Linked DNA regions of Homo sapiens: region 1 is linked to region 2. A link is a loop called in an ENCODE intact Hi-C map of the cell type or tissue named here. Cell type or tissue: K562. All regions are shown on one strand.

What was found. Peaks named below come from ENCODE experiments on the same cell type or tissue, not always from the same donor. Only the 100,000 strongest peaks of a DNase experiment are listed, where the experiment ranks them.
Region 1: a loop joins it to region 2, with 8 times the contacts of the local background. A loop is called at or near these places in 6 of 110 quality-filtered maps.

What each region holds. Positions count from the first base shown.
Region 1 is chr6:153,230,045-153,232,544 of GRCh38, reverse strand. No RefSeq gene overlaps it. Among named protein-coding and RNA genes, the nearest start is that of RGS17, 100 kb to the right of the region's middle. In K562, a CTCF peak has its summit at 1,331 (motif pointing left); no DNase peak of the experiment used is centred here.
Region 2 is chr6:154,276,411-154,278,910 of GRCh38, reverse strand. The region is part of intron 2 of IPCEF1 (interaction protein for cytohesin exchange factors 1); the gene reads left to right. Among named protein-coding and RNA genes, the nearest start is that of IPCEF1, 79 kb to the left of the region's middle. In K562, a CTCF peak has its summit at 1,463; no DNase peak of the experiment used is centred here.

The DNA of each region.
Region 1 (2,500 bases), 1.0 Mb after region 2:
CTTCACATCATTCCTTAGGTGTAGGTTTCTTTTGAGGTTCTCAGCTATTATATTTCTTAAAGAAGAAATAAATTCTTGTTTAAGAATAAATAACCTATTTTTAGTTTTAAAGTCATCAATTTATGGTTTTTTCATTTTCTCTTATTTTGTCTAATGAATAGAAAATATAATTGTAGTATATTTTGAAATTTGGTTTTTATTTTCTTCATTAAAAACCTTTTTTTCTGAGAATGTCCAATATAATATGGCCATTAAGAAGCAAATTCATTCCTAGGTGTTCACAACTAACAGTTAAACAAATCGGTATTCATAACGACAACTCCATTGCTGCTATCAAGTGATTTTCATTGTTATGAAACCATATGATCTCAGAATTTTAGAAAACCTCAGAGAACAGAGACCCCAGCTCTCCTGAGAGCCCCAGCATAGCCCATCAACATCAACAATTGGTAGTCACCAAGCTCTGTCAATGACAGGGCCTCATTGAATGGCAGAAGCAAAAAATCTATGATACTGCTGACTACTTCATAGATGTTTTAACATAATTTGAAACTGAAGTGCTCTGTTGTGTGTATACTGCCTTACTAGCAAATATATCTTAAAAAAAGAAAAATTTTATGGAATTATGCCCAGCTTTGCAACTGCTTTCCATCACATTTTCTATCTATAACACAGCCACTGCTGTGTTAGATCTCTCATTCTATATTCTAACTCAAGAAGCAGCAAGTATATCTGCTTTTCTTAAAAACTTTTGCATTGACTATAACATGCAATCTCAAAATTTACCATTTACTATTTCATCGTTTTGAAAGGCAATAGCATCAGGGAAAAAGAAGAAAACTAGTTCTTATATTTTTCTGGGTTTTCAAAAATCAAGTTTGCTTCTTCACTACACTCCCACCATGCACCCTTCTAGTTCTTTCTAAATTATCCCTGAGCCTTTGCCTGAGGGTCTTTACTTCCTGTAACTTCCCTAATTTTCCTTACTAGTGATTAATTTAGACGGATATAGCCAGTTATTTCTTTGCTCACACTCAGGCACCTAACCACTGATTTTTGCCAACAAGAACAAGAGACAAAGGGTAATGAAATGCATTCTTGAGCTCACCTGTGAAGAGTTCCCTCTCCTGTACAGAAGGAAAACAGAGTATATCCTGTATTTAAACATGAGCTAAAATAAACTGTAGTTACAGTTTGCCCTTCTCTGCCCATCCCTCAGTTTAGCAATATGTACAGAACACGCGTTGTGCGTAGAACGAAGTGTGAACATCACCTCGACTGGCAGGCAGGCAACTAACTGCAGTGTTTTAGCGCCGTCTGGTGTTGGCGCCTAGAAACGCAGCTGGCATAATTTATACCACATTTAGCATGTGACAGGTACTGATCTTTCTGCGATTTTCAAGGAATTCTCTGTTGTAATCACCAAACGCAACTGAATGTGAAAACATATATATTAATTGTTGAAAGAAAGCAAAGTCTCACAATAGCCTTTTACCCTCTGCATCATTTTATTTCTATTCAATGTCCCTATTATTTATCTGAGGAAAAGATTTTGAACAAAAACAGTATACAGCATACTCTTTCCAAAAATATACTAATTAAGGAAATATAGAGAGTACCCTCAATTTGTTTAAAATTTCTTTTACATTTCAGGGTGTTTAGGGGAATGTTAACCTTAAACAACAAAGAGATTAAAGTGATCAGATTTGCTTCATTCATTTTTTTAAAAAAATATTTTTCTATGGTGCAACTCTTATTTCACAGATAAGAAAATTACACTCAGAAAATTAGCTTTAAAATAAAAGTAGTTTGGTTTGTCTTTCACATGATTTTAAGTGTCTGCTGAGCATTTATATACCATGAAAAGGGATAAGAAGAAATAGCCAAAACTAAGTTAATGCTAGAAGAACGAAGCAGTCTGAACTTACATAAGAGCAAAGTAAACATCTCACAGAGCAGTGAGGGTCCATTTAGCAAATGAGTTTTTCCAGTGAACTAAGGAGTAGTCTTATAAACCTCTAAAAGTGAATCATTTGTCCACCCTTCTCATGTATCTTTGGACCATATCCATGTCAAAATTAAAGTTGTACACATGGAGGAAGATACAAATTACAAGCAAACCACTTTCTCCTGAAACATGTTAAAACATTTTATGCCCTCCATGATGTAAAAACTACCCAAGCCAACATGCTACAGAAGGAAAATAATTAAAGGCATTGTCAAGAATCTAATTGTTAATGAATTTGAGAAATATGATCAATTTTAATATCCCTAGTCATTATATCCTATTTCACAAGCTCGACAACTTTCATTACCATGTAAGATAGGCATAATAATGATAAAATACTGACTACTGTGCTAGAGAAGATCATTCTTAACTTTCTGTAATGAGCAGTTTGAATTTAAATTGAATTTTTTTTTAAATTCCAAGGTTAGAAAACTAACACTGCTTAAATTGAAAGGTAAAATGTCACATTTGTTTAGCTTTTAATCAAGTAAA
Region 2 (2,500 bases):
ACTCCTGAGCTCCAGCAATCCACCACCATAGCCTCCCAAAGTGCTGGGATTACAGGCATAAGCCACCACGCCTGGCCCACTTTTTAATTGTAATTATTAATGTGTAGATTCTTTCTGCATGTAAAACTATATCATTTGAAAATACTGACAATCTTGATTTTTTACCTTTTAATCATATATATATATATTTTTACCATTGTTTTCCAGTACTTTTGAGACAATGTTGTTAAGTGATAATGAGAATCTTTGGCTTATTCCTAATATCAAAGGAAAAGGTTTCAACATGTCACCATCAAGCATGTGATGTAGGAATAAGGACCTTCTTACTTATTGAAAACAGTGGAGTAAGGACCTTTTTGTTTTGACCATGACAGGAATTTGGAGAGGGGTTGACTTGGCTTGGCAGTTCATCTTTGACCCATGTGACTTTAGCTGGGGTGGCTAGGATCGGAGGATCTCTACTTTCAAGATCACTTTTGCATCCATACGTCTGGAGCCTTGGCGTCTCTTGGATTCCCATTCTCTACTTGGCGTCTCATTCTCCCGGACCTGTCCACAGGGCTCAGCTCTTTGTAGCACAGCAGTGTCAGGAGACCTGGACCTGGTGAATGTCAGTCTGGCTTCTGCTAGAGCACATGTTCCTCTTTCAGATGTAAAATCCCATGAAGTGGTGCCTGTGAGGTCATAGAAATTGCAATTAAACATATCTGTTAAATTAAAAATCAATTTCCAATCTAAACTTTTTTTCTATGCAGGAGTTTAAAAATAATAATTTCAACGTTTGTCATAGCTGAATTTTAGTACTATGGAGTAAAGAAAAAAATAGGTGATTCCTTCTATTTTGTGATAACAAAGTTTTCCTTTTGAGGTTAAATGAAGGTATCTAGGGCAGGAGGGAGAGAGGAAGGTGCACGTGTGCATGGAAGATGAGGAGGTGGGTGCGGTACCCAGTGTAGGTGAGGTACGAGTGGGAAAGTGAGCATGTAAAGATGAGAGTGGGTGGACCACAGGAAGCTGGGCGGACCACAGGAAGCTGGCTGGAAAAAAAAAGTCTGGCTTTACCTAGTTAAAAGCAAGAAAAAAGCAACCCAAAGACAAGCGGAAAATCTCACAGGCAAAGTCTATAAAGGAATGGAAACAAAAAAATAAGCCCACATGTGTTCAGGGAAAGGTGAAGTAAAGTGGCTGGCCAGCTGCAGTCTGCTCTGTAATTTTTGTATTACTTCGCAGTAATTTATACGTAAGATAGTCTAATGAACAACAACAACAACCAATAAAAGAGCCAATGCTTCCTGGAAAAACAAATAGAACATTTTCTTTTTGAAAACTTAGATTTCTGAGTTTATGATTCTAGTGGTTTAAAAAAATGCGCTATTGAAATTGAAAGAATGTCAAATTAGGGAGTTGGACGATTTAATCTTTGGTCTTAAGCTAAATATTGTACTTAGGTGTTCTTCCACTAGGTGTCTCTTTGCATACATGTTATGATTTCAGAGAAAGCAAATCTATTCTTGACGGCATTCGCTTATGTGGATTGTGTCAACAAATATCTCAATTTGGGATGGGGGGTATTTAAGAATGACTTTAATTTAACAGTTCTTCCTAAAGAATAAATAGGTGTGTTTTAGTGACATCTCTCGTTCTTGCTTTAGATGTTTTGGAGACACTAACCCAGATTTTTCAGCAGATGCAAAATTGAGGTCCTTGTGCCTGTGTGGTTTCCAGCATGATATGGTTTAAGCCTTCAATTCATAGCCTGCCCATGTGGGATTCTGACCAGGACGTGAGCCCTTCATAGTTTCTGAATGAAGCCTCACCTAGGATGCGCAATTCCCAAACAAGCTGCATGCAGCTCGTCAGTGTCTCTTTCTGAGAGCTGTATTGCCTGCTGATCAGACCCTTCCAGACCACACAGTGGCAGCTGATCTATGATCCCACGAGTAGCCCTTTGGCAGCCACGTTATCACTGCTAGTCACCGAAGGTCCCTCTGAATTGTCTAAATTTGGTAAATAGCTTACTCATTCTAACTTGTCCTAAAGTTGAGGCAGGGCCAATATAAGTCAACAGATATTTGTTAGGTGCCTACTGCATGTCTTGCCCTGAGTGTCTGTAAGAATTATTAGACTCATTCATTCTCTAAGAATGTAATGAGATCTACTGTTTGCAAAAAGAAAATAAAAGCCTGCTTCTAAGGAGAATTTGAAAAGGCAAAGATTATTCTGAGACAGCACTGCTGATGACCATAGGGCCCTGGACCTGGAGTCTGAAAATCTGAATTCAAATTTGGCTTTAACTTGCTAGCTATGTAAACTAGTTAGTCCACCCACTCTGTATATTCGTTTTTTCACGTGTTAAAGTATAAGTTACTTTACAACCTTGCTGTGAAGACTGAAAACAGTTTGCAACAGTTCTGCCAAATATCATTATAAGAGCCTCCAAGAGAAGTCACTCTATTCTGGGCAAAGCAGCCCTCACCATGATTATATACAGTAGTTTATC